Linked DNA regions of Homo sapiens: regions 1, 3, 4 and 5 are each linked to region 2. Evidence: chromatin loops called from intact Hi-C (ENCODE). Cell type or tissue: heart right ventricle. All regions are shown on one strand. Each heading gives the region's core, and the rest is flanking DNA. Links, peaks and the distances in the headings are about the cores only. Region 1 overlaps LOC100131635 (hCG1645011-like). Region 2 has its middle 28 kb from the start of MASP1. Region 3 has its middle 22 kb from the start of RTP1. Region 4 has its middle 8.9 kb from the start of SST. Region 5 has its middle 54 kb from the start of SST.

Region 1 (6,077 bases), core at 1,232-5,231, 400 kb before region 2:
TCTTATAACCACTGTATAATGGGGTCACTGCCTTCATTTCTACACCACTGCCGTTACTTGGACTGGCCTGTATGAGTCTATTTCCTGGAACCAAAGGAGCATAATTTACACACAGATAGCCATGCTTCTGGGGAGTCTGCCATTAGAAGGACCCTTACGCTTCACAGATAGCCATGCTTCTGGGGAGTCTGCCATTAGAAGGACCCTTACGCTTCACAGATAGCCACGCTTCTGGGGAGTTTGCCATTAGAAGGACCCTTACACTTCTTTGACTAGGCCCAAGCTTCTCTATAGTGGAGGCCAAGGCATGCTGTAATCCCTCCAAGGTAAGAAACAAAATGTTATTTACCCAAAATACTGTACCCAGTTGGAAAGTGAATGTTCCTCCCATCCCAGAGCAGAGATAGGAAGCTTCAAAACAGTACACAGAAGCCCAGCCCTACCATGGGAAGGCTGCCCATTACATGAAATATAGCATCCAGGGCCTGCCTCCAAAGAAGAGAAAGCTTCAGCACTCACTAAGAAAGTGGCCTTCTCTCATTCCCTATGACTCATGGGAGAAAAAAAGAAAAAAGATTAACACAAAAAAGTGGCCTTCTAGAAAGACAGATGCCCAGGCAGGAGGACTTTGGAGTCTAGGAAGGAGACCTAGTGGGGTTTACAGCCCCTGGGTACTACATTGCTCCCAAACGTTTGGGGTCTAGCCCCTTATTAAATGAGGCTGACTCATTTAACCCCAGATGACAGCTGCTCAACATATCTAAAAGATGAGTTTCCTGGGTCTTTCTTTCCCTTTAGGACCCCAAGAAGGCAGGTTGGTTATGTAAATACATATGGAGTTGGGATCACAGAATATTGTAACTGGAGAGAGCTTAGTGATAATAATTCTTCCATAGGCAAGGAAACCAGGCCTGAAAAGAAAGGTGACATGCTTAAGGTCACACCAAGAATTCTTATCAAACATCACCTGACTCCCAGTGAGGTTTGTAACGTGGTTCCAGCCCTCAAAGGTTCGTAGTCAAAATCACAAAACAAAACATGGACATATATGGAAGGAAAATTACAAGGAAACACCAAAATATATAAAACTATGGCTAATAAATTATGTTCCTCAATGAAAACATATAGGCACAGGGAGGGAAACATCACACACTGGGGCCTGTCGGGAGCTGGGGGCTAGGGGAGGGATAGCATTAGGAGAAATACCTAATGTAGATGATAGGTTGGTGGGTGCAGCAAACCACCATGGCACATGTATACCCATATAACAAAGCTGCTCATTCTGCATATGTATCCCAGAACTTAAAGTATACTAAAAAACTGATGTTCCTATGGATTCTGCATATCTTGAGAAGGGGCATGTTCAGAATGGCAAATTGTCCATTCACGGCAGTACAAGGTGGACAGCCATGTTGAGCTGGTGGCCCATGGAGAGGCTCTCTCAGGGTTCTCGTGTGTCTCCCATTTGTTCTGTGGAACTTCAGTGCCTCCTTCCATCTGGACAGAGCTGTCCTTTGATGTCACCAGTAGGAGTCACCTCTAGCGGTGTAATTAGTTTGCCAAGGCTGCTGAAACAAAGTACCACCAGCTGAAATGGCTTAAACCATAGAATGTTATTGCCTCATGGTTCTGAAGGCTGGAAGTCCGAGATCAAGGTGTTGGCACTGTTGGTTTCTTTTGAGGGCTGTAAGGAAGAATCTGTTCCAGCCTTCTCTCCTACCTTCTGGTCATTTCCTGGCAATCTGGCACTCTTTGGCTGGTAGAAGCATCACCTCAATCTTTTCATCTTCACATGGTGTTTCTGTGTTTGTGTCTCTGTATCCAAAGTTCTTCCCTTTTTATGAGGTCATCACTTGTGTTAGATTAAGGCCCACTCTAATGATCTCAACTTAACTAATTATATCTGCAACGACCCTATTTCCAAATAAGGTCACATTCTAAGGTACTAGAAGTTAGGACTTCAACGTATGAATTTTGTGGGGACATGATACAATTCAACAGAGGCTGTTCATGGGAAGAAAGATGAAGAAAAATGCTCTCAGAAAAGGCACCACCCTAGCTTCTCGTTTTCACTTTCTTCTCGCTGTCAAAGACTCAGGGAATTGAGATTTGGAGAGCCTTCTCATTGCCAGTAGGCTTTACACTCACGGTCTCAATTACCCTCACGACAACTCACTGAAGTGGGTTTGTCTTCCCTCTTTACAGATGAGGTGAATGGGGAACAAGAAGGTCATGGCACTCAGCTAAGATCAGGCAATACGTCTCTTTTTTCTTCTCTAGCTAGTTTTGTCTTTTATGTCACTGGTGGGTCTCTGTCCAAAAGAGCACGACAGGACAAAATAATTGTGCTCTGTGAACGACACACTTTGATCATGCAGATGGGAGAAAGCTGTAGATCTAGGTAGGTCTTTAAGAAATAGGAATCACCAAGAACTTACATACCAGGCCATCATGGGCTTGACAAAAACCTCAACAAGAACTGGAGACTATTATAGTTAATCATGTCTTGAATTATCATGGAGTATTTGAGCTTACCCCACTGATGGTCTCATCCAGCAGTTCTGTACCATAGGAAGATTTCAGACATTCTGCTTCTTGCTCTCCAGATGATTCTGACTTAGAACCAGTGGTGAGAATTCTGATCGAATCCAACTCTATCATAAAGGAAAGGAAGCCAAGTGACATTAAGCAAAGAAATTCTATAAGGACTAGGACACAGCTCCCCCAAGGCCTATGCCAGTATTAGTTCCTCGGAAATAATACTACCATGATTTCCTATTTCCAGAAACCTCAGTGCTGCCACTAAATGGTTACCTTCTTCATATACATTCATGTATCTGATTACTTCTTTGACAGAACCCTGGCGGGGGGAACCTTATATCAATGAACAGGAATTATAAAGAGGAAGAACTCAGCTTGATAGAATAAAGGATTTCCTGTGTCTAAAGATGGAACGGGCTTTGGGTGAGCATCTGAACTCATCACTGAAGGTGATTTAAGCTTAAGATGTGTGGTGAGTTGGCAGCAATCTTGGCTTGCAGGGAGGGTTGGATTAAATGACTCTAAGGTCCCTTTCAAACTTGAGATTACACAAGATCCTACCCCATTTAGAAACTGATTTTAATCATGGCGAGGGATTCAGAGTAAGTGTTTCCTCCTAGGAGTCTCAGGACAGCAGGGCCATGGAAGTCTGGGGGCCATTTGCGGAGGGTTGTAACCTGTAACCTGTAACCTGTAACCTGAATTGCCCTGCACTCCAGGGACCAAGTTGTGTCTTTCTTTGTTTTTTGTTTGTTTGTGTTTTTTTTTTCCTAACGTACAGAGGCTTACAGTTTCATACATATCATTTTCTAATAGTGAGGCTATAATCTATCTCCCATCATTTCTACCTGGTGCACCCTATTCTTCAGTCACATGGAGAAGCTCACCATTTCCCAAACCTGTGAGGCTTCAGTGTCTTTGCAAACACCAAGACCCCTGCCTAGCAAGTCTCTTTTCTCCATTTACCCTCCCTTCAGTCCCTCTCTTCTTCCAGCCTGTGAATTTCTTCAGCCTGAACAACTGTGAGCGTCTGTACAGGTTTGTTGAGTGACGGAGCAAAGGAGTGAGTGCATGATTAAGGGTTCCTACTGGTCCCTGCTTTCTCTGAGGCTGTTCTACTGGTGCATTCTAGCAAATAGCCACAAGGTGGCAGGGTAGACCAAGCAGTGAAGGCTGTAGGTGCCACTTTTTCTGGCTCCAGGGAAGCAGGAAGGTATAAATGGGGCCAGTGCTATTTTTTGAGTTGGTCTCCTATGGCTTTGTACCTATTCTCTTTCTAAATCCTCTTCGTCATCTCAGCAGAGCCATTTAACAGAACTGACTGAGGGGCTCTGGCCCCCAAATCTTTCTTTCGGAGATCTACTTGAATGTGTGTAAAGTTCCACTCTGAATCATTCCTTTGGGGATCAGGAATTTCCAGCTCTTCTCGAAAAGGTAAGGGGTTATATCTCAATTCTTGGGCAAAAGAGGCCAATTCCTAGTAGAACTGTGGAGAGAGGCAGGGGTTTATGATATGACACTAATCTAGTGTCTAGTATAACAAACTTTACAAATCACAAAAGCCTTTCATCTCCAAGGGTTCACTTAATCCTCACCACAATCTCGCCAGTTAAGGAAGCAAGATATCCCATTTGGCAAGTGACAAAACTGAGGTTCGGAGAGGAGAGCCTAAGAACACCTGGCTAGCGGGTGAGGGCCGAGAACAGACCATTTGCCTTCTGACTTGCTGTCAGACACTCAGCTAGCACAGGCAGTAACTTTGTGTGTCAGTGGTTGAATTAACAAAAAGGTACACCTATCTTTGTGAGGCAGGAGAATAGGGTCTGGAGACAGAGAACCTAAGGCCAATTTGCACTGGTTTCCTAGAACTGAATAAAAAGGAAAACCCCATCTCTCCACACCCAAGTAACAAAAGGATCCGAGGCTACTCCCTTTGCAACTTGCTCCCCCCACCCCTCCTGCTTTTCTGCCTTGCAAATTAAAAATGAAAGTACCTCTGATTGGTCCCCTCCTGCAACCAATCAGACTGATTGTAGGCCTAGTCTTCACTTGCATAGGGTGTAACTTTGTAACTTCATGTTAGCCTCTGATTGGTCACCTTCCATGTCCAATCAGATTGGTTGTGAGCCACTACTTCATTTACATAGGGTGTGAACCAAGTAATCAATGGGAAGCCTCTAGAGGGTATCTAAAGCCCAGAAGATTCTGTAACCAGCGTTCTTGGGGTGCTTGCTCAAGCCCACTGCCAGTCTGTGGAGTATACTTTCGTTTCAATAAATCTATGCTCTCTTTGCTTTATTCTTTCATAGCTTTGTTTGTGCATTTTGTCCAATTCTTTGTTCAAAATGCCAAGAACCTGGACACCTTCCACTGGTAACATTTGTGTACCCTTGAGCACAGCTTTTTCAACTCACAACAGTGTAAGGAGAAAATTTAGGCTTTTAGGGTTGGTATTCTCTTAGGGTCAAAATTGTAAATTCTGGGAGTAGACAGAGAGGAAGCCACTGGGACATGCCATGGCGCCCACCACCTGCATCACAGTGTAGGCCCGTGTCCCTGGACGGCTGGTGCCTAGGCTGTGGGCTGGGTACATCTCAATCTCCTCCCTGCTCCCCTTCAGTGCTGAGGGCCTGAGGAGGTGCCCCTTAAGCACTGGTCTCCTGATTACACTCAATGACTCTGGGTGGTTTTGGGTGGGAGACAGCATCAAATCCCTGCTGTCCTGGGCCCTGCCACAGTGAGACCCAGAGCAAACAGCTTTCGCCTTGATTGAAGACCAGGCTCTGCTGTTGACCAGCTACTGGCCTTGGTCAGGAAACTTACCGTCCCTCAGCCCCAGCTTCTGATTGCAAATGCAAAGACTGTATAGGATAATCTTCAGGACCCCTTTTGGAAACAGTGACAAGGACTTTTCTGGTCAAAGTAACTGAGTGATGGAGGTAGGAGATTGCTCTCACTAGGGGTGTTCTGGGAATATAAACCATTCGTTGAGACCGCAGAGTTCTAATTCCTCGGGTCCAGCCCTTTCTCATCTATTGTTCCCAAGTTTTCCTGCATCCAGGAGACGAACATGCATGGACTCAGGACTTAGAGTTTTCTTATTCATGCCTCCTGATATTTTCACAATTCAAAAGGGGCTAACAAAAAGACACTAGTTATCAGAAATTCTAAGCCATTTTTCAGCTCACAAGGGGCTCAAAGTTCCTCTACATGTAACAATATGGAACTTTGCTGAGACACACTTTGTCTTTTTAAAAATAGTATCTATTGTTCTGAATTTAATTTCAAAGTTAAAATATGTTAAATATACATAAAAACTTGAAAAACAGCTATGACAAAACATAATAAATAACATTTATTAGACATTCACCATATACTAGGAGCATTTAAAAGTTTTTTAAATTTTTAAATAATTATGGACTCACAAAAAGTTACAAAAAATAGTGCAGAGAGGTCCTGTGTACCCTTCTGCAAGTTTCCCTCAATGGTAAGGTCTTACCTAACGATAGCACAATATCCAAGCCAGGAAGTTGACT
Region 2 (6,077 bases), core at 1,143-5,142:
AATATTACTGCCCATTGTTCAGATCACATTTGCATTATAAAGATCTAGGAACTTGGTTGGCAAAGAACCCCTTGAAGGAAAAGACCATGGGCGAGGAGGAAAACGCAGGGAATGTTTGCGGATTAATGAAGCTCATCCAAGACTCATTTATTTCCGGTAGACTTTGCATGGGCTCTTTGATTTTTCCCCAATCGATATGTTATGCCAGCCTTGAATGGATCCCTTGGACCTAACCCTGGCAGAGCTCTGCTAAAATCACCGCTCTGGGTTTCTCAGGAGAACCACAGGCCCAATTTAGCTAGCAGGAAGTAAAAATTAACAACTTCGAAGAAACCTCAACCTATTTCTGCTGTTATCTCATTTCCAGAAATTTTCTGTCTTTAAGAATAAATAAAAGAAGTAAACTCTAGCCAAAGAGCTGGTAATGGTTAATGCTACTAAACAAAGAATAAGCAGGCTCTGCACAGTCTGTCAGGATATTCCAGTGATCAGTAGAAAATACAAATCATTTAAAAATTGTTTTTAATAGAAGGGCTTACAAGGGGACTGACTTAATAAACCCATGTGACTTCTGCTTTACAGGATGACTCTGGCTGTGGCTTTTAAAACAGAGTGTAGGGTAGAAGTAGGGAAACCAGCTAGGAGGCTACTGCAATCATCCTGGAGAGAAGTGATCACAGCTCAGATCACAGCAGTGACAGTAGAAGATGTGACAGGTGGGTGGGTACTAGATATGTCTTGAAAAAGGGAGTCAGTAGGACTTCCTGGCTGGCCGGATGTGTGATGTGTGGCATGAGAGAAAAAGAGAGGTCAGAAACACCAGCACAGCTTTGGAGCTGAGCATCTGGAAGGGCAGAGTTGCTCTCAGCTGGGTTAGAGGGAGCCCTCAGAGCACCTCACCCCACCCCTAGGACACTGCTGATGTTCAGAGAATGTGTGCGTGCGGTTGCCTTACATTTTTTTTGTACATGAATATTTCACGTCTTTTTTATTTTAGTTTATTTTATTTTATTTTTTTGACAGAATCTTGCTCTGTTGCCCAGGCTGGAGTGCAGTGGCACGATCTCAGCTAACCGCAACCTCCGCCTCCTGGGTTCAAGCGATTCTCCTGCCTCAGCCTCCTGAGTAGCTGGGATCACAGGTGTGCACCACCACACCCAGCTAATTTTTTTTTTTTTAATAGAGACAGGGTTTCACCATGTTGCCCAGGCTGGTCTCGAACTCCTGACCTCAGGTGATCCACCGCCTCAGCCTCCCAGAGTGCTAGGATTACAGGCGTGAGCCGCATGTCTTCTTTAATGCAGAACTGACATGTATTTTTCAATTTTCTCAGAAGCAAGAGAGAGGAATTCAAAATCCCTAATCATTAATTCCTCCCGTCCCTGCCTTTTTCACTCTGTCCAGAAAAATTAGTTTTCTGAATAATTTTCATGGAACAGAAATAGCTCAAGTCTGACATGTTCTTCAATAAAAATGCAGATATTAGTGACCTTCACACACACAGAGCCTCTCCCGAGTGAACATAGCCCCTCAACGTGCAAGTCTTGCCTGAATGCCTCGATGTCCATTTAAAGCCACCTGGTAAGAGGAGCAGGTATTTCTGTAACTGAGAGGAGTATTGGGAAGAGGCTAGAGACAACATTTTATATTTCTGAGCCCTTGGGATAAGAAAGAGCCCCATTTTCTTGCCTGAAGTCCTCTGAGCAGTTAGAACCACTGGGCCACTGCTGCTCATCTGTAGCCCATCCACTGATGGCTCCTTGCCCAGACACAGAGCCTGACCCAGCCAGTGGACCTGGAGAGGAAAAGGGGATAAGATGAGAAATGGGAGTTGAGGGCCTCCCAGCTCCCCATTACTAATATTAATTTACTTTCTATATGCAACTATGGCTATGGGAATTTAGGACCACATGAAGCAATAAGATCAAATGGAAATCTTGACCTGCTTGTTTGGGTGAATCAATTTTCCTGGAAGGCTCAGGGCACTGTGGGGAAAAAACGCATACGAGGTGAAAACATGGCTGTTGCTAGAGCCCAGGAGACCCTATGAGTTCAGTCAAGGCTGGGAGAGAGTCAGGGGCTCTACCCTGTGACCCCCAGGAGAGTTTGCACCCACCATGTCACAAGGGCACTGCTATATGCTCAGAAGGGAGCTGTGTTACGAATTTTCAAATGATTCACTGCTCTCTAGATCAAGGTTGTTGTTATCAAGCAAAAGCAGTAGGAAGAGTGTGTGAGTAGAGCACTCCGTAGTTAACAGAAGGTGTTCAGATACTTGCTGATTTGATTCTCAAACTACCCTGGACTGTCGGCTTCATCAAGACAGAGAATCATGTCTGTCCCATTCATTGCTATCAACTGTGCTAAGGACGGGGAGTGGCACGTAACAGGCGCTCCGTGCATATTTGTTAAATAAAAATAAAAGAACCCAATAAGATAAGAAATAGGAGTTATTATTCCTATTTTATAATTGAGGCCGAGAGTCCCACAGTTAATAAACGGCAGAGTCAAGACAAGACTGAGCATCTTAATCCCAAGGTCATTGCTAGCTATTTTGTCTTATGAAGCTTCTAGGTCACAAGCTTCAGGATGCAAAGAACTCCAAAGGTAGGAGCATATGGAGGAGCTGTACAGCGCAGAGAAAAGCAGGCAGAGTCCCTGGAGCTTCCCAGAACACAGAAAGATTTACAAAGAAAGCTCAGGACTGAGATGTGGACACCGACATGGCAAGAAGCTTCACTTCCTCCCTGCGTGGCCAGGACACATCCCCAGCGAGCAGGGACTCATTGGGGATATGTGTGGCTCTTTAGCCTCCCCTGCAGGAGAGTTTCAGAATGCACCCTCTCTAAGGGGCTGAAGTGCTCATAGGAAAGCCCAGATCTGATGGATGATCCACTATTGAGGTATTCCTAAACAGTGGGATGCATCACCCCCACTTCTCCAGAGGAAATAACCAAGAGTTTAGTCTTACTACAAATTAGAAAGCTGCTAATGTGCATAGCTCGTTATGAAGTACAACTATAAGACATTGGGTTCTTAAAGCTGAGAGGAACCCTAAATAGTCCATAGCCTGGGTTCCTAGATAAAAGGTCTGCGAAGCTGCTGAAATAATCTGCATATTATGAGTATTCTGGAGGGGATTGTCCATGACTTTCATCAGATCCTCAGAGGCGTCTCAGATTCAAACCCAGCCACAGGAGGGTCTAGAATTACCTCCTCAGCCCCTCAACTAAGCAGATTTGCTCAAAGCCGCAGGGATGGGAAGTCCGTCTTTCCCAAGGCAGCTGAGGTCATTTCCTGTGATCAATTCCTGCTCCCCACAGAGAGTGAGGAATGTACAGATGGTTCCACTAGAACCCGAACAAAACAACTCCCTCCATGTGTCCGGCATATGAGGTCCAAAAATGAGCTGTAGGGTGGGAGTACTGGGACAGCCTTCAAAATGCACCAGCCAGCACGGAAAGGGCTGCTTTTGAAATTTGTGCATTTAAAGACAACTAACGACTAGTTTCATTGCCTCCCCCAAAGTGAAGTTTTTAAGTGACAGATTCTGCTCCTCTGTCTCATAATATTCTTACATAAAGGTTAGGCATGGAGCTGATGGCACCCATCAGCCCCAAATTCGAGTAGACCACCCCCAGAATGAAGTCTAAGTCATGGAGACAAAGCCCCGCGCTTGTGCTGAATGAGATCCTCTAGTGCTCTCTGGTGGCTACGACTTGTTACTGCACCTTTCACAACACATTTGTACGAAGTTTGTATTTCTGATTTTTTTTAAGTATTCCAAAACTGAAATCAGTTTAAAGTCCTCTCTTTGCTTACATATGAGTTGGGGCTCAAGGATTGTATAATCAATATGTCATGTGACTTATCAATGGCAGAGCCAACACTGGGGCTTAGGCCTTTCCTCTTGTTCGGGAGCTGTTTCCCACTCTGAGATTTGAAGGTGGGTGCAAGTGAAACATGGTGGAGAGCAGGAACTGCCAGGCTCAGGGTGGGAGCAAGCAGGTGTGTTAAGGATATCTCCGGGGCACAGAGCAGATTTGAGAGTTGGGGGCGACCCAAGAGCTGCACAGGGGCCAAATCACCAAAGGTCCTTTATGCCAGGATATGGAGCTTAGCGTCTGTTTGTAAGGAGGAGAGCCCCATGAAGGATTTTAAGGAGGAGAGCAATGGGATGGGGTCAAGGCAGCAGTGGGGAGGATGAACTGGGAAGCATTAAAAAGTAGGCCCACAGGCCGGACACTGTGGCTCGTGCCTGTAATCCCAACACTTTGGGAAGCCAAGGACGGTGGATCACTTGAGGCCATGAGTTTGAGACCAGCCTCGGCAACATTATGAAACCCTGTCTCTACTAAAAATACAAAAATGGTGCATGTCTGTAATCCCACCTACCCAGCAGGCTGAGATACGAGAATCTTTTGAACCCGGGAGGCAGAAGTTGCAGTGAGCTGAGATCCCGGCACTGCACTCCAACCTGAACAACAGAGTGAGATCCTGTCCCACACACACACACACACACACACACACACACACACACAGAAAAAGTATGACCCACAGCCTGGGCTAAATAGCAAAGCCTCATCTCTACAAAATATTTAGAAATTAGCCAAGTGTGGTGGTGCACACCTGTAGTCTCAGGTACTTGGGAGGCTGAGTTGGGAGGATCTCTTGAGCTCAGAACATGAAAGCTGCACTGAATCGTGATCATACCACTGCACTCTTGCCTGGGTGACAGAGCAAGACCCTGTCAGGGTGGGTGTGGAGTGGGGGCGGGGAAGTGTGGTCCAGGGAAAGTGTCAGAATCTCCAGGAGAGACAGCTTATAATGCCTGTTCCTACCCACCTCCAGAGACTCCATACAGTCGGTCTGGACTAGAACTCCAGTCACACCTTTAGTAAGCAGAAAGCTCCTTGGGTGTTTCTGACACAAATGATTCCAGAGCCACACTTGAAGAGTCACTGGAGGAGAATGAGAGGAGGAGGCAGTCAAAGACAGAGGCAATTTGCAAGGGATGAAAGGGAAAGAGTGCCTTGAGATTTCAGCTGAAGGGGGGCAGTCCGGGGTGTAGGAAGGAGAAAGGAGAACAGACAATGTGTGAAAAACTAAAGGAAGATTGTCTTAAGAGGGAGACAATCCTTCACAAAAACATACTCAGCAGGAAAGTTAAAGTAGGTGTGAACAAAAAACGGGTTCATACCTACTCTGTGGATTGGATGTGGCCACTCGGAGGGTCCCTAATGGCTCCACCTGGCAGCAGTTTTATTGGAAAAACGAGGGCAGAATCAGACAATAGAGAAGAGGAGCTAATTGGAGAAGAGAAATAAAGAGAACTCAGGAAATATTCCTCTCTCCAGAAGCTTGACTGGGAAAGAAAACGAGAAAGAGGATGAAGGCTGAATGGGAAGGGAAATTTTGTGCCACAGAAAGATTTTGTTTTACAGATGGGAAAGATTTGAATATCAGTCTAAGCTGTGGAAGACGAGCAGGCTGAGAGTCACAAGCAGTGGATACAAGACAGAGCAGGCATCGCTGGAGAGGGGAGGTTCCTGAGGACCAAGGAGGAAGGCCCCTTCCCTCTTGAGGCAGGTGGCTAGAAGCAAGGGGAGAGTGTGAGGGAAAATAGATTTGCAGGTTGATTAAAGGCAAAGGCAATGAAAATAAATGTCCTGAATACAAAAGCTCATTTGGTAAAATTTGAGATACTATTAATCTGGGAGAATTGATGAGTTCATTAAACAACTGAAGATTCAAAAAGATATTTACAATCTAGAGTGAAGAGCTACAAACTGGCTTCTGTAGTGTAAGTGGAAATTCTGCAGTTGATTTTTAAATTAGCTTGTGCAAATACAGGAGGGTGACTTGATGTAATGGCAAATGATAACATAAAAAATTAATTGATGGTATCTCCATTTGACTAAAAAGGCTTAGGAGGCTTTGAAAAGCCAAGAATTTGAGGTTATCAATGTGGGTTCTCAGGGGTTTGCAGAATTCTAGCCTAACAACTATTATACCAATTCTTTCTAAAGATGCAAAGGCAAGGAATAGTGGGTGGTGTGATTGTTGAGGCAACTTAA
Region 3 (6,015 bases), core at 1-4,000, 99 kb after region 2:
GAAAACAGCAAGTTTAGACACCCCCATGGTGACAATCCAGCTGTGCACCATGAGAACTGTACACCAAATTGGCCAGAATGAGCCAGGCTCTTGAGAACCACAGTCCTTGCAGTAATGAACTTGGCAGTTACACTTAGAAGTTCATATTCCTATCAGTTCAAGGAAAAAAAAAAAAAACACTTAACTAAAAGTAAGGAGCCATAGTTTCAAGTCTTGGCTCCCACTAACTTGCTGGGTCATCTGAAGCAAGTTATTTTGCCTCTCTAGACCATAAGATACTATTTCCAACTGCAGAGTTATGGGGCAACACGAGCTGCCATCAAAGAGTTGCTTGGCTCTGATATCACCGGGGCCTATGACTGACACAGCTAGTTTCTAAATTCTTCCACATATATTATTTTGACATATTTTAAAATTTGGGATTTGCAACAACCATTCATCCCTTCATTCACTAACTCCCGGGGGTCTATTTGGTGTTTCCTTGGTACCAGACACTGTACTAGCTACTAGCTGTGCTGGGGTAAAAGGATAGATCTGGTCCCTGGCCCCCTTGGGCTCATGGTCAAGTGGAATGGACAGAAAGTAGTTATGGATGTGATAAAGGTGGAGAGAGAGAAATGCAGGATGCTCCAGAACATATGAAAGAGAATCTGATCTTGTCTCAGGGGTTCAGGAGGCATTCCCAAAGGAAGTGATGCTGAAATGATACCTGAACGATGAATCAGGTGCTCAGCAGTTGCTGAGGATCTGTCCTCAGGACCACCCTGCCCTGGCTTCCTCTCCCCTTATCCAGGGAAGGCCATGACCCAAGAGGGATCTGAATGGCCTCTGGTTTCCTCCCAGCAAGGGCAACAGGAGTTGTCCATTTAGAGAATATGGCCCATTCAGTTCTTGATTTGACTGAAAGAGAATCATATGTTTCCTCTTTTTATTCCAGACATCTACTCCAACAGTTACCCCCACACTGGATCAAGGGCAATAATAGTCACAATGCCTTATTTTTATGTATCGATTTTGCTGCATTGCAAAAAATATATATATTTTCTGGGTATCTACTAAGCTCCAAGCAATGTAAGATAGAAATGCATAAAATACAGATCCAGCATCGAGACAGATGCTCATACTGTAGAGAGGGAGGACAACATAACAAAGTGCTTGCTGCAAAGCCAGCAGTGATAACTCCACAGTAGCTAATATTTATACAGTGTGTGTAGTTTACAAAGCACTTGTTCCTGCCTCTCCTCTTTGTACAATGATTAGTATATCAAATACTGCAACCTCCATTTTTCAGATGAGGAAAAAGGGTCTCAGAGTCTGAAAAACAATGAGTAAGCCACATGTTCTAGGTCCTACAGTAGGGGTGAGACAAAAGAAAACCAAACTTCATTTTTGTATACATTGTCCTATTGACTAATACATCTCCTAGGCAAGTATTATTACCTCTATCTTACTGAAGAGAGATCTGAGGCCCAGAGAGGGCATGTGACTTGCCCAAGTTCACACAGCCAAGGTCTTCACAGCCAAGACTGCCCTAGAACACGGGCCTCCTGATTCTCCATTCAACTGTTCCTTCACCTGTAGCATGGGGCAGTCTCTTAGATCAAGTCTAAGGTAGACACAGGTCCGTCCAGGTATGGAGTGGAGAGGAGCCGTCTTCAGGGGTGTCAGAATAGCAGAGGCTTCTCAGCCGGGGATGAGGACCAATAACAGCTTTGTGTTCTAGATTGAAATCCCGATTGTTGACCACAGCACCTGCCAGAAGGCTTATGCCCCGCTGAAGAAGAAAGTGACCAGGGACATGATCTGTGCTGGGGAGAAGGAAGGTGGGTTAAGAGGCTGGCATACAACAGGGGCGCTGCCAGCCAGGGAGTGGTGCAGAGCCAGCAAGGGAGCACAGAGGCCTCCCAACCTGGTGGGCTGGCAGTGTGGGGGCGCGGGGGACTGGAGGAAGGCCGTGGGAGGAGGGATTCCACAGGAGAAGATGCATCGGAGAAAAGATATTTACAGGATGCTCATCATTCCCTTCCCAAGTTCAGTGTTTCCCTTAAGAAAGAGGCCTTGGCCGGGCACGGTGGTTCATGCCTGTAATCCCAGCACTTTGGGAGGCCGAGGCGGGTGGATCACCTGAGGTCGGGAGTTCGAGACCAGTCTTGCTAACATGGCGAAATCCCATCTTTACTAAAAATACAAAAATTAGCCGGGCATGGTGGCAGGTGCCTGTAGTCCCAGCTACTCGGGAGGCTGAGGAGGGAGAATCACTTGAACCCAGGAGGTAGAGGTTGCTGTGAGCCGAGATCGTGCCACTGCACTCTAGCCTGGGTGTGACAGAGCGAGACTCCATCTCAAAAAAAAAAAAAAAAAGAAAGAAAAAAGAAAAAGAAAAGAAAAGAAAGAAAGAGGTCTGAATCAGGGCTTTTTAGAATCATTTGAGCTCTGATGCGGCCTGACCTAGAACTGCCCAGAGCTGAGGTTTGGGTCCAACGGTCTGCTATGCCCTCTAGTGCCCAATTCTCTGAACTACAACCCATACATGGGAGAAGGAGACTTGGGCTGGGAAGGGGCATTTTATCTTCATCTATGTCTCTTTTTCACCTAGGGGGAAAGGACGCCTGTGCGGGTGACTCTGGAGGCCCCATGGTGACCCTGAATAGAGAAAGAGGCCAGTGGTACCTGGTGGGCACTGTGTCCTGGGGTGATGACTGTGGGAAGAAGGACCGCTACGGAGTATACTCTTACATCCACCACAACAAGGACTGGATCCAGAGGGTCACCGGAGTGAGGAACTGAATTTGGCTCCTCAGCCCCAGCACCACCAGCTGTGGGCAGTCAGTAGCAGAGGACGATCCTCCGATGAAAGCAGCCATTTCTCCTTTCCTTCCTCCCATCCCCCCTCCTTCGGCCTATCCATTACTGGGCAATAGAGCAGGTATCTTCACCCCCTTTTCACTCTCTTTAAAGAGATGGAGCAAGAGAGTGGTCAGAACACAGGCCGAATCCAGGCTCTATCACTTACTAGTTTGCAGTGCTGGGCAGGTGACTTCATCTCTTCGAACTTCAGTTTCTTCATAAGATGGAAATGCTATACCTTACCTACCTCGTAAAAGTCTGATGAGGAAAAGATTAACTAATAGATGCATAGCACTTAACAGAGTGCATAGCATACACTGTTTTCAATAAATGCACCTTAGCAGAAGGTCGATGTGTCTACCAGGCAGACGAAGCTCTCTTACAAACCCCTGCCTGGGTCTTAGCATTGATCAGTGACACACCTCTCCCCTCAACCTTGACCATCTCCATCTGCCCTTAAATGCTGTATGCTTTTTTGCCACCGTGCAACTTGCCCAACATCAATCTTCACCCTCATCCCTAAAAAAGTAAAACAGACAAGGTTCTGAGTCCTGTGGTATGTCCCCTAGCAAATGTAACTAGGAACATGCACTAGATGACAGATTGCGGGAGGGCCTGAGAGAAGCAGGGACAGGAGGGAGCCTGGGGATTGTGGTTTGGGAAGGCAGACACCTGGTTCTAGAACTAGCTCTGCCCTTAGCCCCCTGTATGACCCTATGCAAGTCCTCCTCCCTCATCTCAAAGGGTCCTCAAAGCTCTGACGATCTAAGATACAATGAAGCCATTTTCCCCCTGATAAGATGAGGTAAAGCCAATGTAACCAAAAGGCAAAAATTACAATCGGTTCAAAGGAACTTTGATGCAGACAAAATGCTGCTGCTGCTGCTCCTGAAATACCCACCCCTTTCCACTACGGGTGGGTTCCCAAGGACATGGGACAGGCAAAGTGTGAGCCAAAGGATCCTTCCTTATTCCTAAGCAGAGCATCTGCTCTGGGCCCTGGCCTCCTTCCCTTCTTGGGAAACTGGGCTGCATGAGGTGGGCCCTGGTAGTTTGTACCCCAGGCCCCTATACTCTTCCTTCCTATGTCCACAGCTGACCCCAAGCAGCCGTTCCCCGACTCCTCACCCCTGAGCCTCACCCTGAACTCCCTCATCTTGCAAGGCCATAAGTGTTTTCCAAGCAAAATGCCTCTCCCATCCTCTCTCAGGAAGCTTCTAGAGACTTTATGCCCTCCAGAGCTCCAAGATATAAGCCCTCCAAGGGATCAGAAGCTCCAAGTTCCTGTCTTCTGTTTTATAGAAATTGATCTTCCCTGGGGGACTTTAACTCTTGACCTGTATGCAGCTGTTGGAGTAATTCCAGGTCTCTTGAAAAAAAAGAGGAAGATAATGGAGAATGAGAACATATATATATATATATTAAGCCCCAGGCTGAATACTCAGGGACAGCAATTCACAGCCTGCCTCTGGTTCTATAAACAAGTCATTCTACCTCTTTGTGCCCTGCTGTTTATTCTGTAAGGGGAAGGTGGCAATGGGACCCAGCTCCATCAGACACTTGTCAAGCTAGCAGAAACTCCATTTTCAATGCCAAAGAAGAACTGTAATGCTGTTTTGGAATCATCCCAAGGCATCCCAAGACACCATATCTTCCCATTTCAAGCACTGCCTGGGCACACCCCAACATCCCAGGCTGTGGTGGCTCCTGTGGGAACTACCTAGATGAAGAGAGTATCATTTATACCTTCTAGGAGCTCCTATTGGGAGACATGAAACATATGTAATTGACTACCATGTAATAGAACAAACCCTGCCAAGTGCTGCTTTGGAAAGTCATGGAGGTAAAAGAAAGACCATTCTGGTATGAAGGTTTTGGGGGAGGAGATATCAATCAAGAAGGCTTCCCAGAAGAGGTGACTGGACCAGAGCCTTGTCCACAGGTAAGACGGAGGAGGCCTTCCACATGGAGGGAGAACAATAGTAAATGTCCACTCAAGATGTCCTTTATTATACCAGCTCCTCCCACAAAAACACATGTCCAGTGGACTCTTTTTCTGGGATCAGAACCAACACCAAAAAGAGCTTTTCTCCTTAAAGTTAGAATTCTAAACAGGACTTGAAATGGCCTCAAGGTTTGTGCACAAATACTGACTTCTGGCTGGACCCAGCTTATTCTGTTTATTTCTCCAATTGCAATTTCATCCTTATCCTGAGAAAATGTCTAAATAGGCCATGGAACCCAGGCTTCCCCGTGACCTACAAGCACTTATTAGCTGTGCCAGCTCCTGCACTGCTGCTAAGGTCCAAGAAACCCAGATCTCTCACAGAGCCATAGAAGCAGAGGGCTGGAGTATCTGTGAGGACAACAACCTTGTCTAACTTCGCGACCTCATTCTTGAGCATTTCTACTGATGAGAAACTCACTACCCCCAATTGCAGCTCATTCAACTTTAAAATTGCTGCTTTTTGAATCACTGATTGTGAATATTAATTTAAAAAAATAAGTAAGAAAATGTTTTAAATGTGCTGCCTCTTTAAAAGGTCTCCTCTTTGTGCAACCAAAACCCACCTCTCTAGAATACAGTTTGTATAACTGAAGCTATAATTTCATACCATGAGTGCTGCTGTTAGCAATAATAATCATGCCCGGATTTTATTAACAACAGAAGCTGTTGCTCGTATGAAAAAACAAACATTAGTTCTAATAAACATCTGCATTGAGTCAAAGCTCCCTGTTTGTTTGTATGTCTTTTATGCACTGATGATTATAGTGAGTTGCTTTCATTTACCAACATTTTGTTGTATTCGTGTAGGATCACTGTACCATGAAGGGAGAGAGACTATGATGGGAAGATTGTTGTAGATACAAAAGCATGTCTTAGGTTTTTGGGTCAGTTCTGTTTAAATACCTGTCCTATTATTCCTGTAAATTATCAAAATATCCCAGAATGTCAATGTTTCTGCATCCACATTACAATTATTAAATGCCACTCATTTATTAAATTTACTATTATCAGTGGCATTTAATAAATTTGAATCATATGTTCAGTGTTTGGTTTAGAAAATATGGTGCCATGTCTATGAGTGGCCTGTTCTGGATTGGAGTACATGCCTTCTTTCTGCCTTGAGTTAATCTTACTCAATGGAGAACAAGAATCAAAGAAAC
Region 4 (6,077 bases), core at 748-4,747, 360 kb before region 2:
TGTCTCGTTTCAGAATTATTTAGTTGTGGGAACCTATGTTGTAGGTTCTGGGACGATGGTGTATGTTTTTTGCATCAATCTCCTCTGAAGTTGTAAAAAGTGTGCAGAAAGGTCCAGCCTTTTTTTTTTTTTTTTTTTTTTGAGATGGAGTTTTGCTCTTGTCACCCAGGCTGAAGTGCAGTGGCACGATCTCGGCTCACTGCGAGCTCCACCTCCGGGGTTCAAGCAATTCTCCTGCCTCAGCCTCCTGAGTAGCTCGGATTATAGGCATGGGCCACCACGCCCAGCTAATTTTTTGTATGTTTAGTAGAGATGGGGTTTCGCCATGTGGGGCAGGCTTGTCTTGAGCTCCTGACTTCAGGTGATCCGCCCACCTCGGCCTCCCAAAGTGCTGGGATTACAGGCGTAAGCCACAGCACCTGGCCCGGCCTCTTAAAGAAGAAAATGAGGATTAGGGTCTGAAGGAACAGCTCTAGACAGACATGGAATCTAAGGACTAGAGGAGATTGGGAAGTTTTCTCCTGTGCTCATTGCTCATTGTGGGAATCTTTTCTGACTAGAGTTTATCTTGCCTCTCCCTGGTTCTAAGAACACAGTTTTTCTGCTGAACTAGTTCTCTTGTTAAGAACCCAAGGCTGACATCTGTTTCCCTGTGACTCCTGCTTTCAAATGCGGCTATGCCAATAGTTTATTATTATTATTTTCCTCTAAGGCATGGCATTGGTTCACCAATTTATCAGAAAGTTTTTATGGCAAGGAACTGCAGAGCTGAGGTAAACAGGAGAGAGCAGTGATTTCCCTTAAGCAAGCAAAGCAGTTGGTGATATAAACAGGTCAAAAGCTGAGTTGAGGCAAAATATACCTGAGAAAGGTAGGCTTGATCTTACCTTACCTTTAATGCAGTGGGAAGGGAGAAAAACCCCTGAAACTCTCCATATTTATGTTGTTAGCATTCAGAGAAAGCATCCACCTGCCACATATTTACTGTGCAGCTTTGGGCAAATCATTTCACTCTTCTGGGCTTTTATCTTCACACCTAACCCACCATCCCTACTGACATGCTACACCTGCTTTCCAGCCTTAAAAACTGATGTGCATAACATCTGAGGAAACTTTGGGAGAAAAAATTCCAACGTGTCCACAGTTGGGGTTTAGCTGACCGAAGCATGTCTTCCAGAAGGGAGGGTGGTGAAGTGGGGTCTTGCAATAGGAGCAACATCACAAGAGCAGACTCTAGAGTTTCTTAGTCTAATCTAATATTTAAGAAGAAGGTGTTTGGTAGAATGGGCCCGACTCTATGTAAAAGCTTGGGGTTTGGAAAGGAGCAGTGGTCCCGGGTATGGTGTGGAACAGACTCAAATCCAGCTCTGTCTGATCCCCTTGGAGCTTGGGGAAATGATAGGTGTGGCTATATGTGTTTCCTGTGGCTGCTGTAATAAATTGCCACAAACGAGTAGCTTAAAACAAGGCAAATGTATTCTCTTGCAGTTCTGGGGGACAGAAATCTGAAATCGAGGTGTCAGCAAGGCCACACTCTTTCCAATCTTACCCTATAGGGTAGAATTATTCCTTGTGTCTTCTTGCTCCTGGTGGCTCCAGGCATTCCTTGGCTTGTGGTTGTGTCCCTTCACTCTGTGTCTGACTTCACGTGGCCTTCGTCTCTGTGTCTGTGTCTTCTCTTCTGTCTCTTGTAAGTATCCTTATCTTTGGATTTAGGATCTACCTGGATAATCCAGGATGCTCTTATCTGAAGATCCTCAACTTACTTATATCTGCACAGATCCTTTTGTTTTCTTCCTAAATAAAGTTGCATTCACAGGTTCCTGGAGTTAAAATGTGGACATGTCTTTTGTGGGCCACCATTCAGCCCACTGCTCTTGGTAAACACCACTGTCTTAACAACCAGGGACCTAAGCAGCTCTGCGGTGAGACCCTCTAAAAAGATGGAAGGCAGAGGAGAGAAATAAGAGAAGAGGGGAGTTCCAGCATCCCAGGGCAGCAAGGACTGTTGTCATGTGACTCTTTAGGAATGAGTAGCCATGGAGAGAATGGCAGCCTAGAAGGTCCAAGTGCCAGCCGAGTGCATGCAGGTGGGTCATGGCTCAAGGCAGTGCATTCCAAACTCATGTTGGTGACTCAGGAGTGGATCACACACTTAATGACCAAGTTACAACCTGCATTAAACAGAAAAATAAACAAAATAGAAAATAATTGGAATAGCATAGTTTATTGTAAGAAATAAAGGTAAATATTGTTTTGAGAAATGTATGTGTGGGCATGCATGAGTGCACTGGGTCATGATGTAAAATGTCTTTCCCACATAAGTTCCCATCAAAAAGTTTGAAAGCCACCGGTGTATGAGACTCCACCCTGGCACTTTACAGCAGCATGAAGAGGGCTGTGGATCAGGGAATCGTCCTCAGTTCTGGGCATAACATTGGGATTGACCTGGGACCAAGGGAGCTCTGGCCAGGCACAGAAGCAATATCCTGGACAGCCACAAGAGGGAGCGCTCAACTCATGCAAAACCTCCTTTGGAGCTCTCCCCGCCTCATGGCCAGAAGGTGACCTTGCAAAGAAAGTGAGATATGGGTGAAAAAAAAAAAAGGGATTAGGCCAGTAAACAGTGAGATCAGTTAAAAATGTGACATCGATTGTAAGTACAGGTTTGTGAGGCTGGGAAGCTTTCGGATTACATGCAAAAGGAGGGTTTGTATTAAATCTGCAGTTTTCGAACATTGTTTCCCCTCGAAACCCTTTGTTTCTGTGAGATTTTATGCAGAATCCTAATCAATGAAATAATATCCCTGTGACAGGTGTCCTCCCCATGTTGACAGTCTCCAAGGACTGTGTGCAGAGAACTCTAGACCTAATTAGAGGAGCTATAATGAATACACTGGATTAGAAGGTATCTGTAGTCCCTGTTAGTGCTGATTCTTTGATTTTATGACTCAGAACAAAAATCTATAAAAGCTACCAAATCTTGACTTCTTTTTGAAGCCAAGTCTCTGAATGCCCAGCCCAGACACTGGCACAAAGTGTTTAATAATTGAATGTTTGAAGGAAGAGTTTATTTTGCATGCTTCTCTGCAACTGCAGCACCAATAACATAGTGCATAGTGAGCACCCTTTTTAATAGTGAACACTCTTAGAAAGTTGGTGGAGTAAATAAAAGAATGAATGAAATCCTGCCCTAAAATTTTAGATGGCGCCTTCTATCAGTCAAGCCAGCAGAGGGCAGGAGAACTCAGCTTAACAACAGCATTCTCTCTGGTGGGCGGAAGCATCCCAGAAGCATGCGATAAAGGACAGGTCTGGTTGTTTTGTAAGATTAGGAAATGCACAGCCAGAAGGATAAAGACACAAAGCATGAAGGTCCAACCTGGGGATCTCCAAATCTCTGCACACGAACCCCCAGAGCTTTCTCTGTAGATTAATACCCTTATCAGGGAATGGGATTTGGCTGACTGCCGGATACATAGAGAACAGGACAAGAATTGCCAATCTTGCAAGAGTATTTCAACCACTTGGTCAGAGAGATTCAAGGAACCTCACAGTGTACTTGTGTCAAGGAGAGAAGATAGAATTAAAAATCAGAGGTTCGGCTGGGCGCTGTGGCTCACAGCAATTTGGGAGACCGAGGCGTGTGGATCACAAGGTCAAGAGATTGAGACCATCCTGGTGAATGTGGTGAAATCCCGTCTCTACTAAAAATACAAAAATTAGCTGGGCGTGATGGCGCTCCCCTGTAGTCCCAGCTACTTGGGAGGCTGAGGCAGGAGAATCGCTTGAACCCTGGAGGCAGAGGTTGCAGTGAGCCAAGATTACACCACTGCACTCCAGCCTGGGTGACAGAGCAAGACTCCATCTCAAAAACAAAAACAAAAACAAAACAAAAACAAAAACAAACAAACAAAAAACAGAGGTTCTGACTCTGAAACTAGTTATGTGGCCTCGAGAGGGCCCTTTTCCTTCTCTTGGCTTTGGTTTTTCCATATGTAAACTGAGGGGTGGGACTAGATCATTTTTTAGTTTCTGGTCAGTAGGTGGATCCATTTCTGGCTTCAGTCCTGCCCCTGCCCTCAACTCTAGGGGTAATAACAGGAAAGTCAATGAAGCAGGTGCTTTAACCTCAACAAGGCAAAGCCAACCTCATCGCCCTTGCTGTTCTCAAGAAGGAAAAGGGGAGTAGTGGTTGAGTAAGAAGAGACAAATAGGAGCCAGAAAAAAAAAAAAAAGAAAAATGAGACAGAGGATTGACAGGGACAAGAGGAAAGCAAAAAAAAAGGAAGAAAATAGAGACAAATATAAGAGAAAGATGACAGGGAGAGGGAAGAAGGAACAGAGCTGAGTGAGATAAGAGAGGAATGACAGTGGACAGTGGTTTATGACCTAATAGTTTTCTAGGACGGTAAAAATCCAGTTTCAGACTAGAATTAAGCTTTTAAAAGATACAGATATCTGAGCCCAGCCCAGACCTGTGAATCAGAATCACTTCAGTTGGGATCCAAGCATCTGTGGTTTATAAATGTTTCTCAGGCAATCCTGGGGTGAAGCCAAGGTTAGGAACCACCTGTCTAGAGTAATACTCATAAATTTGAGTGTGAGAAAATTGGAACTGTTGCAGAGATACTTTCATTCCATGGGTGATTTTTGTGTTTATGTGGCTTCTATCATACTTTTTCAAAATAGAGGTTTCTGGATCATCTTAAAAGGAAACTTTGCCATGTATTTTCCACTGTTCCAGGGGAAGGGGCCATTGATTTCTGGCCTCATTTCCCAGACCCTGCACTGACCAAGATAGCACCACCCCTGTTGACTGCCCTGGGAAGGCTCATTGGAAAACCTCAGTTTTAATGCCTGGTTTTAGGAAGGAAAATAGGTCAAGTAAAGTGGGAGATATTCTCTGGGTGGCATAGTGGGGTGGAACACTGTTCGATTTTATTTAATTGGGAAGCCCTGAGCAGAAATCAGAGCAACAAGTGAGAAGCTTCTGGAGAGTCCAAAGGACCCACAAAGAGAAAGGGAAGCTGAGAGAATTAGGAACAAAACTTCCTTACATACCTTACCTTTCCTCTGAGAAAGGAAACGCTGGAGCGAAAATGAGGGCTCAGACATCAGCCCAGCTGCACACTAGCTTTGTAACTTAGGCCTCCATTTCCTTGCTTGATTGGGGTCATTATGTTATTAACACACTTAAGCAGTTGTGAAATAGTACACAGAAGTGAGTTAGCACTGTTGTTCACTTCTATGGCACCAGGAACATGTGCCTATTTCAGTGGTAAATAGATCTTTCCTCCCTTGGCCTTCCAATCAATATGAAAACTCTTACACTTTCAGTGACTATGTTAGCATACTCACATGACAAATTCAGTTAGTTCTTAATATATAGAAACATTTACACTGAGCTTTTATTCTTTCTGAAGCTCAGAGATGACTAAGGGATCAGTAGATATGTGTTCCTGAAAGTATCAGCTACCTAGGGTTGGGGGTTATGGGTGTTTGTGTGTGTCAAGTAATACAGACCTCAGTTAGCTGCCTTTCATTAGGCTTGTCCTACTCACAGAATCCACAGAGACCCACAAATAAAGACAGATAAATTTGTCTTCAACTCAACCATCATTTTTCAACAAATACTCTGTGCTTAACATTTTCATAATCACTGAGGAGGAAGTAAAGATAGCTGAGACAAGGGTTCTTCCCTCAGTGAGCATCGAGACTTTTATTTTTATTTTTTATTTTTTGAGATGGAGTTTTTGCTCTGTTGCCTGGGCTGGAGTGCAGTGGCATGATCTCAACTCACTGCAGCCTCTGGGTTCAAGTGATACTCCTGCCTCAGCCTCCCAAGTAGCTGGGATTATAGGCACCTTCCACCATGCCTTGCTAATTTTTGTGTATTTTAAAAATTTTTAGTAGAGACGAGTTTCACCATGTTGGCCAGGCTAGTCTCGAACTCCTGACCTCAAGTGATCCACCCGCCTCAGCCTCCCAAGAGCCTTGACACTTTTAGATGAGACATACAGAGTCCCAAGGAACAGAAATATGTCAGGGTCTCTACTAGGGGCACAAAAGCCACA
Region 5 (6,077 bases), core at 1,116-5,115, 300 kb before region 2:
AGGATTGTGGAGGTATACAAAGCCTACACTTGCTCTCGAAGAACTCACAGTCTAGTTGGAGGTGGGGAGTCTGGAAAGATGGGTTAACTGGCTATGATATTGCAGTCTGATAAGTGTTATGCCAGAAGCAAACACTAGTGCTGCAGAATATAGCCCTAGGGCACCTAAGTCATCTTAGAGAATTGGGTAAGGCTTTCTGGAGTTGGTTGAGCTGAATCTTTAAGGATATATATGAGTTAGCTATTAATACTTGGATGACCTGGGTGATGTGGGTAGTTCAGGGACAGAGAAAAATAGGAAGACAAAATGTCATTTAATGTGTTCAGAGAATTGCAAGAATGAATGGGAAAGGAGTGGCGAGAGACAAGGCTGAGGAGGAGGGTAGGGGTGAACCCTAGCAGGCCTTTATCCTCTGGGCAATGAGGAGAAGCCAAGGATTTACTTTAAGCAGAGGAATGACATGATTCAGTTTGAACTTCAGCAGATTACTTTGGCAGCTGTGTGGGGAACAAATGGGGAATACATTGGGAAAGACAGAGGGAGAGAGTAGGTTGAGGTAGTGATAGTTCTGCTTGTTGTCTACACCAGACTGTTGGGAGATGCTGTGAGATGATGGGAAATCACTCGATAAATAGTATCCCTCTGCAGAAAAGACACATGTGCCATTACTTTCATTACACTTCACGACTTTGAGCGGAGTCAGGGAGTCACAGTTAAAAAGGAAAGGGACTGAAAAGGTGGTTGGTGGAAGAGTTAGAGGGGAGGAAGGGAGGGAGGCAGGAAGAGGACAGAGGAGTACTTGGTGTCAAATGGTGTTTAAAATATTCTTCTTGCATCACACTAGCTCTTAATTGGTACCAACCACTGAGGGGCTGATTGATCCCAGCAAGAGTCCAGCAAAACAGATAATTTCTTACAAGCATCTGAAATTCATGAACTCTGTGGGGTCCCACACACCAACGCTTTGTTGTTGCTAAAGTCTGAGACTTCCTTGAAGGGATAAGTATCCAGGGGTGGCAGGGTTTTTTATTTTTTCTTTTCAAAATGCAGAATATGTTTATGTAGTTAATGCCTGTGGTCTTGCTGAGCAGATGAAAAGACAATACAGCAAAGAGCTGGGCTACCAAGCTACTTATTAACGTAATGGACTCATTAAAGAGCTGTTATGGCTAGAAGGATGTGTGCCGTAAATCTAATTTTGCATTAAGGCCTTGATATATAAAAGACTTGCTTACCACACACTCAGGGTTTGGGTCAAAGGAAGTTACCCTCTAATGTTGCCTGTCATTTACAACTAGAACATGGGTTCTCTTCAGATTTCTTGGGCATTTATTTGCACAGTGGGAAGGCAGACTACACTTATTGAGAACCTAACTATGTGCCAGGTAGTTTGTCTTTGATTATTTTCCCTTAGAAGCCCTATCAGGATAAATACTTCTCTTTCTCAGATTTGAAAACGAACCAAAAAAGACTACATCATCTGTCCGAGGTCCCACTAGTAAATGCTTTGGAGAGTTATCTGGGCACCAAGACTACAGAGCTTTTGAGTTAAGGCATGGTTTTGGCTGCTCATTGAATTACTTTTACTGACATTGGCATAGTACAGACAAAGCATTTTATTTATTGGAAGTGTGTAGATATCGATCACAACAGTATGCTCTTTATGACGACTTTCAGGTCTCAATACTGGGATATACTTGCTGTTTCTGGAAGCCAGTTTGTGTTTGTCTCCTAGAGAAAACTTGATATATCAGAAAGTTGTGGAACTAATGCGCAAGGCCTTGGCACCCTGTTAGATTAAATAGGACATTAGGAAATTCTTTGCGGATGCTAACCCTACCCTGGGTTTCCCCTTATTTTGTTATTGAATGTTTTTCTAATCTATTTACTGTAACAACAACAATGATGACATACACAACAACAAAAACCTTCTCCTTATTCTTACGGTGTTGAACAGGCTGCCTCATTTTTCTCTTGGTGTGTTTAATCTTCAACTCACACATGCACACACACACACACATGCCTCTTTCTGTGCTGCTTTTTTTACACTATGCCCTGGGACAGATTGTGTGTATGTGCATTTGTGGTACAAGTGTCCTTATTAATTCCAGGTAGATCCATGGTGAAGGCTAACACATCCTGTTGAAGTTAGTTAGTGACTTTATGACAAATATCCGCCTGCTGTTAAAAATGTGATATCATGCAACACAATCTTTAGATGTTTGTTCTCGGTGACGTGAAAGCGAGTACTGATTTTTTTCTCCTTTGTAAACCATTTGGTTGTCATGTAGACTCAAGCCTTTTAAAGAGAATAACAGAAACACCCTGTTAATTTGTCATGGAAACGGATGAATCTGGACCTCACAGTCCATTAGGGAGACAGACATGTATGCAGATAAATTATGATCAACGTGATGCAATAAGGATACGATTCTAGTTATAGAGGACTACCTTATAGTTTACATCACTTTCTCGTATCTATTAGTTTATTTGATCCTCACAATGTGGTGGCCATGCCAAGAATGAAAATCCTGTTTCACAGATGGGGAAATGGAGGAACAGAGAATTACATGTCCTGTTTGGCCTGAGTCATAGTTGAGAATTAAACCAGTGCACTTTCTCTCTTACATAGTGCTCATTGCTTGCCGAGTCAGAAAGAGATTCTTTTATGCTTGACTCTAGGAAAGCAAGCAAGACACTAAAAACTTGATAAAAGAACAAACAACAGAACAAGTTGGTTTAATAACAGATTTATTTCCCGTGTCAAGTGTTCTGCCATTTTCACAATACTCATCAATTTCCCAGAGCATCTGAGCAGAAAGATCATCCATTCTGGCTTCTGTGAAATAGATTTGCATCTTGATTCTTTCTAGACCTTTCTCACAAAGAGTAGGCCCCATTTATGGTGGTTCCTCATTACTCGGATGGATGATGTGTTCAGCTGTAAGGACACTGTTATTATAAATAGCAAAATGGCAATTAATACTCTCCTCAACTCTTACGAGTTAGAAGCCTCCCAGGAACATCCATTTCAGGAACTTTCATTTCAAAGGAAATGCCGTCAATAGGAAATAGTTATTTAATTTCCAAGCAGGCTGAGAGCTTTTCTATTTAAAAGCTTCTACACAAATATAAGTGGATTATTATATTAATCATTTTTAATAAGGCAGTTGAGGCAAGAAACTGCCACAGAATAAAAACAAACCAGAAAACCCACCCCACATCAAGAAAAGCACGTTTTAGGCAAATCTTAACAAATGAGACCTTGAGTTTTGCTGCCCCCTGCCTGTGGCAGATGTATTTGCTAGGAAGCCCTGTGCCCTTATTTGGCCACCCCCATGTCTTGTAGTGCAGTAGAGAGAAGAACCATGAGCCTGGTATGGCAGAAATTTTGTGAAGTTTGGAGCCAGACTCTGAGACAGACTCTGATTATCAGAGAGTAATCCTTTGTGAAGATAATGTTACTAACATCATTGGACCAGAGAAAAAGATGCCTCTTTCTAGACAATCCATTTTCTCTCCATCAGAGTAGTTGCTGTGAGAAAAAAGGTTGTAAAGCTTTTGAAAGCAGCTAGCTACCTTGGAAGGTTTTATTCACTAAGCAAAAGGCAAACTCCATTTTGAAGTTGTCAGCATGGGCCAATAATGATATTTAGATAAACTCTACTACTGGTGAATTAAAAATTGGTGTAATAGATTTATTGATTTCCAGAGAGTTTCAACTGAGGCAGCTTCAATTTTTATCATTGGATTTCTTCACAAACTCTGTGCTGTCATCCCAGGTAAAGTGATCCCAGCTTAATCGACAATTGTCTTCTTATAGACATTTTATGTAGGAGATGCTGCTTATCACTCACAGCCACACTGCAAGGAGGACATAAATCTCTAGTAATGCATGTGGACCTTTTCACATACTTGAAGGGGGTAGATGCTCACACACATCCCAGCCCACTTCCTTTAGAACGCAACCACACACTGAAGAAAGAGCTATTTGAAGTGTAGAACTGCCCACTATGGGCTATTCACGAAACTTGCAGTGAGCCAAACTTCTCTTTTGCAATAATTTAATCAAATGCATGCAATGGTTTGTCTTTAGAGGACTTCAAAATGATGTCAGATGAACACTTAGGGATGCTGGCTAGAGGGTTCAACTCTAAGGTTTCCTCCAACCCTGAGGTTTTATTATAACATTATCCTATGCTTTCTAGCTCTAGCTCTGCTCTTGATTTTGGTAATCTGAGTAAATAAATTGGAAAGTCCTTTCTGACTTGAGAATTTTACAGCTCTTCTGTTCTTTGAGATCAGTGGAAAGCATTATCTTGCCGATAAATTCCTTGGAGACATGTCACACTCACCTTGGCACAATTGATCATTTCTTTCTTAATAGAAAGTCAACATTTTCTTCATGAGAAGAGTTATTGGTATAATATATTTTCTGAAATCTCCAGGACTCAAGAAATAAAAGATTCTTTTTCATATCCTTTCAGTATAAGGAAGGATTTCTTAATTATCAATATAAACCCAGGCCAGAAAATGGGGAATATGGAGATAATAAACAAAATTCACCCCAATTCCATCATCATAACCCAGCTATTAAGGCTTGTCCACCTTGTCCATGACATATCCATAGTGTCTTGAACAGTGCCTTGCCCATAATAGGGCCTTAGTGCTATTTGGTAAAGGAATTAGTGAATGAATTATAATTTTGATATATTTTCTTTTAACCCTTTCCCTCATGCATATTTTTCATAGCTATATTCATAACATTTATGATGGCTTTTGTACCTTGCTTTTTCTTTGTTTTATGTGCCATTATAGAAAACATGCTCACTGGGGCCATATAGTCCTCTTAATCATCGTCTCTAATGGCTAAGTAATATAGCGAGCACTTTCTAACGTAGCTGCCTAAAGATTCAGTGTGTTGCTTACAGAACTAGTGTTTTCCTTAACCCTAGCAGTGTTCACGCATAGGCTGGATACTCATGTATCAAGTATGAGTTGAACTAGATGCATGGCTTTAAGACCACTTTCCAGTCTAAGACTTACAAACTTTGAGGACCAGTCATTTTGCAAAAACTAACAGGCTTTCACAAAACATCACTATCAGGAATACAAGCATTTCCAAGAACCACCCCTTCCCACTCACACATCATATTCCTTGATACCCACTACTAAGTTTGTAATGTAAATTTGAAAAACTATGGAGCGTTACTTCCTTAGAAATAGCCACTAGTTCAGAATTTCTTTTGGATTAACAAGTAATAAGGAAATTCCTATGTGTCAAGTACATTTTGAGATGACTAAACCTCAATCTCTGATCTCAGAGTATTCAGTTAGCAGTTATTAACGCTGTATTAGACATTGAGCATACAAGGATGAGAAAATACCTCTGTCCTGTGGAACTCAGAATTGACAATGAGAGGAAGGAGTTGAGGACTGAGAATAAGAAAATAACCAAGAGAAAATAAGGTAAATGCTACAGAAGAGTCATGTGGAAGGGGCTGCCTTGACTCCCAAGAGAGCTAAGTTAATTCTGCATAATGGAGTAATATCTGAGGTCAGAAAGCCAAGACATGTAGACTAACAACATTTAACAAGGAAGAAAGAGCTAAATGTCTCAAGAGAGGATGGAGGAAAGTGGGAGGTTTTTGTTTTTTGTCTGTTTGTTTGTTTGTTTTTCCGAGAGGTGTCCAAGAGGGATCCAATGCCACGGGATATCCAATTACACTTCGACAAGGTTTATGACTGGATGTGAGGATGGTAAAAGGGTTCCATTATGATAGAATAAATCCAGTAAATAGTGTCTGTGTTTAGATCCCCAGGACACAGTGTTTGCCTTTGTTTAATGGTTTAACTTTTTACTTGTTTTCCCTTTCTTTTTTTTTTTTTTTTTTTTTTTGCCTTTTCGTAGCCAGAGGAAGAATTTGCAGCAGCCAGCACACCAGCGGCTCTGGTGTTGGCTTGGGAATGCATAAGTGAAACTGGTCCACCTTCAGCTATGCTCTCCTTCCTTTGGAGCCAGACCAGCCAACCTGGAATCAGCACTGAAATTATGCCCAGAGCCTCCTCCCTGCTGC

The links. Hi-C counts contacts between places; a loop is a spot of excess contacts. Peaks named below come from ENCODE experiments on the same cell type or tissue, not always from the same donor. Only the 100,000 strongest peaks of a DNase experiment are listed, where the experiment ranks them.
Region 1: a loop joins it to region 2, with 8 times the contacts of the local background. A loop is called at or near these places in 65 of 110 quality-filtered maps.
Region 3: it touches region 2 in a loop (4-fold over the local background); 73 of 110 quality-filtered maps call a loop at or near these places.
Region 4: it touches region 2 in a loop (6-fold over the local background); 108 of 110 quality-filtered maps call a loop at or near these places.
Region 5: it touches region 2 in a loop (4-fold over the local background); 26 of 110 quality-filtered maps call a loop at or near these places.

What each region holds. Positions count from the first base shown.
Region 1 is chr3:187,712,199-187,718,275 of GRCh38, reverse strand. It overlaps LOC100131635 (hCG1645011-like), which reads right to left. Exons shown (of 3, transcript NR_034062.1): 2 at 2,536-2,654. It also overlaps a transcript of RTP2 not described here. Among named protein-coding and RNA genes, the nearest start is that of RTP2, 13 kb to the right of the region's middle. In heart right ventricle, for the core only: CTCF peaks have their summits at 3,478 and 3,685 (motif pointing right); a DNase peak (open chromatin) is centred at 3,675.
Region 2 is chr3:187,316,628-187,322,704 of GRCh38, reverse strand. No RefSeq gene overlaps it. Among named protein-coding and RNA genes, the nearest start is that of MASP1, 28 kb to the right of the region's middle. In heart right ventricle, for the core only: CTCF peaks have their summits at 2,814 and 3,711 (motif pointing left); DNase peaks (open chromatin) are centred at 2,794, 3,358 and 3,684; H3K4me3 peaks cover 1,054 bases; H3K27ac peaks cover 652 bases.
Region 3 is chr3:187,216,843-187,222,857 of GRCh38, reverse strand. It overlaps a transcript of MASP1 not described here. Among named protein-coding and RNA genes, the nearest start is that of RTP1, 22 kb to the right of the region's middle. In heart right ventricle, for the core only: a CTCF peak has its summit at 2,498 (motif pointing left); a DNase peak (open chromatin) is centred at 2,507.
Region 4 is chr3:187,676,233-187,682,309 of GRCh38, reverse strand. No RefSeq gene overlaps it. Among named protein-coding and RNA genes, the nearest start is that of SST, 8.9 kb to the right of the region's middle. In heart right ventricle, for the core only: CTCF peaks have their summits at 2,492 (motif pointing right) and 3,229 (motif pointing right); DNase peaks (open chromatin) are centred at 2,499 and 3,251; H3K27me3 peaks cover 390 bases.
Region 5 is chr3:187,613,710-187,619,786 of GRCh38, reverse strand. No RefSeq gene overlaps it. Among named protein-coding and RNA genes, the nearest start is that of SST, 54 kb to the left of the region's middle. In heart right ventricle, for the core only: CTCF peaks have their summits at 3,083 and 3,283; no DNase peak of the experiment used is centred there.